Linked DNA regions of Homo sapiens: region 1 is linked to region 2. Evidence: chromatin contacts called from ENCODE Hi-C or POLR2A ChIA-PET data. All regions are on one chromosome and are shown on one strand. The core of a region is the stretch at or near the end of the contact, and the rest is flanking DNA. Distances in the headings are between cores, read along the strand shown. Region 1 holds the start of SLPI (secretory leukocyte peptidase inhibitor). Region 2 overlaps STK4 (serine/threonine kinase 4).

Region 1 (5,020 bases), core at 2,208-4,707, 190 kb before region 2:
TGCTGAGTGCTTTCCAAATACTCCTCACAACAACTGTACGACTCCAGAGGCAGCAACACTCTCATTTTTCAGTGGAGGTAGCTGAAGTTCAAAGAGGTTCAGTGATTTGCTTCCAACCTGTAAGTCTGACTTTGAAGTTCAGGTTCTTAACAACCATGTGGTGTCGACTCCGTGGGCGTGCTCTTTTCTGTAGCCCTAGGCCTAGTGCAATACCTGACATGTGGTAAGAAATGTTAAACAACTTTTGTGTGAATGGTTTGTATAAATGAATGAAGGAATCTATAGGATTTAGGTAGAAGGCAATAAAGGGTGTGTGAAATAGATTTTTTTTTTTGAGACAGAGTGTCACTCTTGTAGCCCAGTGGCATGACCTCAGCTAACTGCAACTCTGCCTCCCAGGTTGAAGTGATTCTCCTGCTTCAGCCTCCTGAGTATTACAGGCACACACCACCATGCCCGGCTGATTTTTGTATTTTTAGTAGAGATGGGATTTCACCATGTTGGCCAGGCTGGTCTCAAACTCCTGACCTCAAGTGATCCACCCACCTCAGTCTCCCAAAGTTCTGGGATCACAGGAGTGAGCCACCACTCCCAGCCTTGAGATAGATTGAATGAGTCAGTCTCAGGTTAAGATTTGGTTAGGAGTGGAAGTGTCCTCCACCAGACAGGTTCTGGGGATCAGCATGTGAGTAACCTGTTTTAGAAAAGCTCAATCTTGTGTGTGTCGTTAATCCGCTATGCAGCTTTGGGCCTGGATCTTCTTCTAAGGGATTCAGTCTCTTTTATGCAAGCTGTGGGTTTGGTCTAGGGGTTAGCATTTTCTGTAAAGGACCAGACGATAAGTATTTTAGGCTGTGCAGTAAATATTTTAGGTCCCTGTTGCCATTGTAGTGGAAAGATAGCCTTAGACAATACATAAATTAATGGATGTGTGGCTATGTGCCAATAAAACTTTATGAAAACAGGTAACTAGGTGGATTTGGTCCAAGGACTGTAGTTTGCTGATCTAGAAAACCCTTGAAGTCCTCTTTTTAGTCTTAACATTCTATGATGTAAACATTTAGAACCAATTATGTCAAAGATAATAATGATTATATACTATTATCTTCTTATGACACCCATGGAAGACATTGCTAATTGGGCACAGGGCTCTTTTCTGATGAGAAAGGAGCTGGCTCTAATCAGTCAATCACAGATTGAGCAATCAGTCAATCACAGATTTAAAAAAAACTTAAGCTGTAGCATTTTCCTTTTAATTTTTTTTTTTTTTGAGACGGAGTCTCAGTTTGTTGCCTAGGCTAGAATGCAATGGTACAATCTCAGCTCACTGCAACCTCTACCTCCAGGGTTCAAGTGATTCTCCTGCCTCAGCCTCCTGAGTAGCTGGGATTACAGGTGTGTGCCACACTGCCTGGCTAATTTTTGTATTTTTAGTGGAGATAGGGTTTCACCATGTTGGCCAGGCTGCTCTTGAACTCCTGACCTCAAGTGATCCGCCCACCTTGGTTTCCCAAAGTGCTAGGATTACAGGCATAAGCCACCGTGCCCAGCCCCTTTTCATTCTTTAAGAAATAAATATTTAGAAAACTCCAGATAATTTCTTGAGTGTGGCACTGAGGAAAATAGGAACAAACAGAGAGAGAGAGAGAGAGAGAGAACAGGAACTCTGTGAGAGAAATCAAATTATCCCCTGGGTGGTGGAAGTGAGAACAAAAATCTTGACCTGAGAGTGTCATTACCCATTGGTGGAAATCATAGCCTCCATTTCTCTCTTACCTACCCTACTAAGTACTCCAACTAAGAGTGAATGCACCTGGCTCATAGTAGTTACCTTGTGCATATTAATTTTCTTCCTTTTCTTTTTCCACCAAAATTTGACTGATGATTGATTATGTCCAAGTCTTCTGATCCACCAAAATTCAAACCATGGAGTGACTTTTGTATAAAGGGATCTGCTGCCAGTTGCCTGTTTGGTTGTGGAATACTTAAATACTTCATGTGGGGCCATCGCTACTTGATAATGAGTGGGTCTTTCATGTCTGTGGAAAGTTCCACAAACCTTCACCTTAGGAATGAATGGGAGAATTCCAAGCATGAAGATAATGAGTCAAGAGCTTGGAGTTTGTAGCTAGATGAGCTTTGGTTGAATTTTATTTTATTTTATTTTTTTAAGACAGGGTATCGCTCTGTCCCCCAAGCTGGAATGCAGTGGCACAATCATGGCTCACTGCAGCCTCAAACTCCTGGGCTAAAGCGATCCTCCTGGCTCAGCCTCCCAAGTAGCTGGGACTACAGGCATACGTACGTCATCATGCCTGGCTAATTTTTTACATTTTTTTGTAGAGATGGGGTCTCAATATGTGGCCAGGGCTGGTCTCAAACTCCTACTCTCAAGGAATCCATACACCTCAGCCTCCTGGGCAGCTGAGACAGCAAGTGTGCGACCCTACACTCAGCTATGGGCTGAATTTTAGAGATAATGGTCGCTCTCTTTATAATTAGAAGCAACCTATGCAGACTGGGTAGCAAATAGAATGGGTTTAATTTTTTGCTGTCATGTGAGATCTGTAAGGGATTTTGGGGAATTTTAGGAAGCAATCCTCTAAGATCTCAAATTATCTCACAGCTAAATGTAGATTACAGTGACTGATGAGCTGCTTTCCCCCTTTATCTCAGATTCATTTCAATTCTCTTTAGTGGGAAGGGATACTATTCATTTGTTCTTTTCATTCAGAGTCCCTTCATGCCCTTAATTTCATAACCCTCTGAGAAGGGCTGACTTGTTAGTATCATTTCATTTCACAGCTGAGACAACTGAGCTCCAGAGAGATTTGTGGAGAGCGGAGCTCTTCTTCAGCTTTCATTTGTGAGTGCTTTTCCTGTGTCAGGCACAGAACAGGCACTGGGGATATAACGGTGTAAATATTTCAGGGAACTAAGTATCAGTTGGTTGAACGAGCTGAACTTTTGAGAAAGAAACTGCATTGAGTAATCAGCAGAGTTTCACAATGCCTGAGAGTCCAGTAATGTGAGAATCAGAATTAGCAATGTGAGAATAGAATGTATTGCACAAAGTCTCAGCAGGGAGTCTGTGTCTGGTTTTAGTTCCAGGTCCGGGTAGCACCTTTGCAATTGACCACTTCTTCCCTCTCTCCACCTATAAGGCTAATGGCCTGGGATCTTGTGATGTTTAGGGCTCAGATGGACACTGAGATGGCCTCTTTAATCAACCAACTTCCCAGGCCAATCTCTTCCCTTTCTTTTCTGATAGTTGCTGTGTTGGCCTCATAGCCTTACCTGGCATAGGAAAGATAAACAATCTCCTTGGTGTCAGGATTTCTGGTCTCTGGCTACGTTTCCTGCTTATGCAATAGTAGCTGGGAGAGGCCGAAAGAATTCTGGTGGGGCCACACCCACTGGTGAAAGAATAAATAGTGAGGTTTGGCATTGGCCATCAGAGTCACTCCTGCCTTCACCATGAAGTCCAGCGGCCTCTTCCCCTTCCTGGTGCTGCTTGCCCTGGGAACTCTGGCACCTTGGGCTGTGGAAGGCTCTGGAAAGTGTAAGTTGGAGTCACTCTGGTCTAATCTGGGCTGCAGGGTCAGAGGTGGGGTCTCCTTGTGGTGTGGGTGTGTCCCCTTCTGTAGGCTCTGATCCCTCAGCTTAGTTTCGGGAGACCTCCCTGAGGGTGGAATACATGTCTGGCTGAGCTCCAAGGTTTGTGTGACAGTTTGAGCTTCTGGAAATGCTTCCTCTATGCAGCCATGCTGTCAGCCCAGGTCCCACTCTCTCTCTCTCTCTCTCTCTCTCTCTCTCTCTCTCATACTCCGCCTTCTTCTTCACCTGTCTGCGACTCTCAAATCATTAGTTTCTGACTCTGCTTCCTTGTGTCTTTGCTTCTGCTATTTTGTCTCTGTGCTTCTGCCTTGGGCTTTAGCTCTCAACTTCTCTCACACTGGTTCTATTTATCTTTGTTTACCTCTCTCCATCTCCATCACTCCCAGCCTTCCTCTCTGCCTTTGTGTAGCCTTGTTTTGCTCTTGGGTGGGAGGTCTTGACTAGAAGCCTGCTGCCCTTTTCTTGGGTGTGAAACGTCCCCTGTCCATTTGTCTAATTTAATCAAGCCCATCAATACACCTGGAGATCAGGCAGGCATGACCCTTTGGGCTTTGTGGACAGCTACTGAGGTAAGGGTCTCTCCCCCTCAAAAGTGGTGCTTTGTTCAGGAGGCATGATGGGTCCTCAGTACCCAGCCTCCTCCTGACCTCTTGACTTTCTCTTCAAAAGCCTTCAAAGCTGGAGTCTGTCCTCCTAAGAAATCTGCCCAGTGCCTTAGATACAAGAAACCTGAGTGCCAGAGTGACTGGCAGTGTCCAGGGAAGAAGAGATGTTGTCCTGACACTTGTGGCATCAAATGCCTGGATCCTGTTGACACCCCAAACCCAAGTAAGCAGGTCGGGGAACTGGGTAGAGAGGAGTGAGCCTGGGGACACAGCATTAGAGGGATGGAACTGGGTGATGGGTCCTGCCAGGCCTCCTTGTCAATCCGTCAGTGAGTCACACTGCCCTAAGCAGGAAGGTAGCCAGCAGCTGGTGAAGCAGCGGGCATTTAGATAGCCAGGTAGTTGGAAGCCTCCCACCTAGTCAGCACTGGGTGGCTGGCCACCTGCATCAATGGGGGGCCTGAAGTTCTAGGAGAGCCAGGTGCTATGTTTGGGGGCCGCCTTAGGGAGAAGGTGGTGGTGATAGAGGTGGGGAGGGGATGATCCCCCCTGCTGAAGCTGGAGCAGGGGCTCACTCTAAAAAGTGGGGATGGGAGGGGTTGTATAAAGTACAAGGCCTCTGACCGGTAGCCTCACTCTCACCCAGCAAGGAGGAAGCCTGGGAAGTGCCCAGTGACTTATGGCCAATGTTTGATGCTTAACCCCCCCAATTTCTGTGAGATGGATGGCCAGTGCAAGCGTGACTTGAAGTGTTGCATGGGCATGTGTGGGAAATCCTGCGTTTCCCCTGTGAAAGG
Region 2 (4,708 bases), core at 1,880-4,379:
CCTCTGCCTCCTGGGTTCAAGCGATTCTCCTGCCTCAGCCTCCCAAGTAGCTGGGATTACAGGCGCCTGCCACCTGCGCTCGGCTAGATTTTTGTATTTTTAGTAGAGACAGGGTTTCGCCATGTTGGCCAGGCTGGTCTCAAACTCCTGACCTCAGGTGATCTGCCCACCTTGGCCTCCCAAAGTGCTGGGATTACAGGTGTGAGCCACCACGCTAATAGAATCTGCAGCTTAACACATCCAAAGCAAAACTCTTGAGTCACATCCCTTCCTCATCCCCAAATCTTGTCTCCTTACTCCCCAGTCTTCCCCATCTCAGGAATGGTATCATCATTCTTCCATTTGCTCAAAATCATCCCTGATCCTTCCTTTTCCCTCACCCCCGCCTCCTGCCAACATCCAATCCTTTAGCAGTCCTATCAATTTTGTCCCTGAAATATTGGTATAACTCAAACCCAACCACTTTTTTCCATCTCCATCTACCTTGGTCCAGGCTGCCATCATCTCACAGCAACAAACATAATTAAAAACACAGAAATGAATCCAATCACCTCACCCTTAGGTTTCTTTCCTATTGCACTGAGAATAAAATCCAACTCATGAGTGGCTACATGGGCCTCATATGGCTGGCCCCTGCCTCCCCTCCAACTTCATAATCTATTACTCCCTCTTTTGCTCAGGACCCTACAGCTACACTTTATTTCAGATCCTCAAACAGGCCATACTTTTTCCAGCCTCAGTGGCCTACAGAGTTAATGAATCTTCTGCCTGCATGGTTCATGCCCTGTTCTTCCTTAACCTACAGGTTTTAGTTTAGATGTCAACTCCTCAGAGGATGCAGGCAAGCCTTTTCTGACCATCTTATCTAGAAAGACTGCCTCCTCTCCATTATCCTCTATCTCAGACTCTTGTTTTCTTCAAAACAATTATGTACCTTGTAATTATTTTTATTTATTTTCTTTTACTTGTCTCTCTTACTAGGATATAAGTTCTGTAAGGGATTGACCTTGTCTTGTTTACTATGCTAAACGTAATACTGGTTGAAGAAATGAATAAATTATCCTTCATTTCTAGTCAACTAAGAACAAAAGCCACTGAAACCAATGAAGCAAGCTTACATGGGGCATCATCATATGCAACAAGGTTCTGGATGGGTGCTAAGAAGAGTCAGTGTAGAATAAGAAGTGCGTTCTGCCCTCAAGGAGCTTTTAAACTTAAAAGTAATTCCCCTTAACATTCTTTTGAAATCAAAGGAAATCTCTGTTCACTTAATGAGAATGTCTGTGTTTTGTAATGTCTGATAAGAAGCAGGGCTCCAGTCCTGGCTAAGTTATCTCTAAAGGCATGTCCATTTAAACTGTTTATTCAAACAAAAAAGAACTTCTGTTATAAGAAATACACTTTGGAAAGAATGAGATCATCAAAAGAATAAGAGACACCATCCTGCTGGACAAGACAAAATAAGGGCCAACCCTAGAGCCACAGGCTTGCTACTGAAGGTGGGTTTTGCTGAAGAGATCAGACCAAGTATAAGGATTTCTGAGTCTCTTTCTGGGAGAGATCACAGTGGAAGGAGAAACTAAAATAAGCCTCTTAATCATGGTTATTTAGAATTTCCTTGCCATCATAAGGCTAAGCAACACATCAGTCTTGGGTAAAGGAAGAGGACGGGCTCCGAGCCTGACAGTACTAATGTCTTATGGGAACTCACTCACTATTGTCTAACACCTAGAATTCCCTCACCATCGCCTTTACCCAGTCTGATGAGGTCTGATGTCTGCCAAAGGATGTCTGAATAAGTAAAAGCAACAACATTTGTGCAGATGAGATTTCTCTTAAAAGATGTGATCTCTGGAAATGTGTTGTATCTTAAAGTAGACATATTTTTAGTTTAAAGTTCAGCCTCACTCTGTTAGCAGGATACAAATGCTGTGTTACTGTTGGATTCTACACATAGATATGGAAGAAGTATGTTAATTACTTCACCATTTGCATCTGTTAAATGCTGAACTCAACATTTTGTCTGCACTATTTTATTTAATCCATCTGTAAGGTAGGTATCATCATTATCCTCCTTTTAGAGATGAGGTCACTGAGGATAAGAGTGGGAAAATAATTTAAGTGATACAACAAGGAATTAGAAGAGACAACAAGCAACTGGAAGAAACATGAAGGGTTTCTGGAAATGGGAGTGTGTTTGTGAAAAATGTGGAAGACTGGAAGAATTATGAATTTAGCTGATATTAGATACATCAGATGGCCCTCACATTCAGAAATGCCACTAGTGGTAACGGGTGACTTTAGGCAAGTTACTTGTCCTCTCTGAGATTCCGTTTTCTCATCTGTAAAATGGGTATGCTATCTACTTTGCTGCTTTTGTGCCTTTTGTAGTAGGCACCAAGTGCCTACTACACACATGGTGCTGCTGCTGACGTGCAGTGACTCCAGGGTGCTGAATATGATTCAAATCAAATCAATCAATTTTATTGGCAGCTACGCTAGGCCAGGAACACTGCTGGGCAACATGAATATAAAGGGCAATACACCTGTCAGAGAAGCAGCTCAGGTTAGGGGCAAGAGCACTGGTGTTAAGTCAGATGGACCGGGTTCTATACGAGTTCTGCCCTTGGTAGTTGGATGCCTTTGCATAAATCATCTAATATGTGCCTCAATTTTCTCATTTTTCAATGGAGGACATTATTCGTTCTACAACAGCGGTTGTGAGGTTTGGAGGTATTGGTAAGGTATATAACATAATGTCATGCATCCACCAGAAAGAAAGTGGGTAAGTGAAGGCTACCACCTTATATCCTTTTTTGGGAAATGGAGGAAGTATGTAATGTAAATAATAGCTGCTGTTGCTCTAAGATGAGCTCACAACACGGTACAGGACACATACCACATACACAGAGGCACCTCTATTGAACTCTATGTGAGAAACCCTAAATCATACCCACCTGGTTTATTTCCTCTGGGCCAGGTCACTGCAAAGTCCTGATTCCCAGCATCTCTATGAATAATGAAGGCTGATGGGAACTGATTTCTTCATAAATCACCTTAGCAACTCTGACATTCTGAATCATACCATTTTTCAAAGTCGGCTGCATAATTGGCCCAGAGTGCCACTGGCAAGCTCCAGCTGATACTTCATCACAGAGATAATTCAAAGGAATTACACTGACAATTAGCCCATCTTGAATCAGCAGAGTTAAGCTACACTAAACACATGAGAATGTATAGTAGAGCTTCCTCTTCCCTTGTCAACCAGCCCCATAGGGAACACAAATGGGTCTGGCCCATATCCAAAGTACAGGGTTTAGGCCTATTTCAAAGTTCTGCTCCTCTGCCACTACAAACTCTCACCTCAAAAGTCTATTGTCCCTAAAAACCATCAAAGAGAGACCTGCCAGAGCTTTTAAGGACAAGTTTCAATTCCATATGTATCATATATGAACAGTCACAATTCTTCCTCCAGTGTCACAAACAGGATTTCTCAAACACATCATCCCTTCTGGTTGGGCGAGTCAGACTGATCCCGTCTCAGGTGATGTTTTGTTGTGACCAAGAATGAGGAAAGAACACACCTTTGGAATTTAGCAAGATGACAGGGAAGCTCGATAGAAGCTAAAAAGTTGAATGAAGCCACCATCATACCATCCCATACCTCAACACTGGCCACTAGAAAGTCCGGAAAAGTGCAACAAAAAAAATGTACAAAGGCATCTAGAGCACTAATTTAGTACCGAGGATACTTACTCTTTCTTGATGCGAGTATGTTACTATTTAGGAATGGATTCTAGTTTAGGTAGAGGTGACTCTAATAAGATGAGATTCTCAGGTAATGCAGTAATCTCTCATCAGATGACAGAAAGCCAAGCAGAAAAATCAAAGAAGATGACAATCAAATCATAACTTGTGTGGATTAAGTAAGTACCACACCATTAGTTTCAAAAGATCTTGCTCCTTAAATAAGCCTTGTGGGAATTTTAATAAGAGACTTTCTCTGACTCAAATTATGGTCATGCCAAATTATTTTTCCATCAGTCCCCTATAAAGTCTTCCTAATTCTTCTCCAATAAGGAGGGAAAGCAGCAAAACCACGACGAGTTAACAATTGCCTCAATCCCATTTTAGGTTTATAATTAATCAACACTTGCAGTTCTCATTATCAAAATTCCAAACAAAGAGAACTTGACCACATATATAAAAAATATTTACCAAGAAGACTGGAATGAAATGCAGATCATAAGCCTGGGTGAATCAAAGAAATCTGGCTTCAAGCAGGCATGGTGATGTAATGACAAGACCTCTGACACGGATCTCTTAGAAGACTGCGTTCAAATAACCCAAAGACTTTGTCCACAGAGCCTAGAGAGGAGACTCAGTACATCGTGCGTGTACACACGTGTATGTATAAAGAATATGATTTAATAAATGGCAAACACAAAAAACAAGTTTTCTTCTTTAAATAACATTTTATAAAATATGAAGTACTTGCATACTGTTAGTTTTTTGTGATTACAGTAGTCCCCCCTATCCACAAGGGATACATTCCAGTGGATGTCCAAAACCACAGATGTATATATTTTGGTACTATCTAGCTAGATATCTGTGTGTGTGTGTGTGTGTGTGTGTGTGTGTGTAGATATATAATGTGTATATACATATGTATATAATGTGTGTATATATATACACATACACAATTTTT

Evidence for each region. Hi-C counts contacts between places; a loop is a spot of excess contacts on that map. ChIA-PET counts read pairs that join two places held with the same protein, here RNA polymerase II (POLR2A).
Region 1: a loop to region 2 is called in a map of PC-9, with 11 times the contacts of the local background. The contact joins the promoter of SLPI here to the enhancer-like site in region 2. A Hi-C loop is called at or near these places in 1 of 168 maps with a recorded cell type or tissue (PC-9). POLR2A ChIA-PET finds 5 or more read pairs at or near these places in 2 of 52 experiments (MCF 10A and RWPE1).

The regions. Positions count from the first base shown.
Region 1 is chr20:45,253,001-45,258,020 of GRCh38, reverse strand. It overlaps SLPI (secretory leukocyte peptidase inhibitor), which reads left to right and starts at 3,457. Exons shown (of 4, transcript NM_003064.4): 1 at 3,457-3,562; 2 at 4,288-4,446; 3 at 4,870-5,019. The coding sequence starts at 3,478. All of the region lies in intron 2 of LOC105372630 (a long non-coding RNA gene), which reads right to left.
Region 2 is chr20:45,066,117-45,070,824 of GRCh38, reverse strand. All of the region lies in intron 10 of STK4 (serine/threonine kinase 4), which reads right to left. Among named protein-coding and RNA genes, the nearest start is that of KCNS1, 33 kb to the left of the region's middle. Within about 2 kb of position 3,129, at least 2 of the 41 ENCODE cell types and tissues checked have a DNase peak (open chromatin) inside an H3K27ac peak, as active enhancers do; they include PC-9, where a contact is called at or near this core.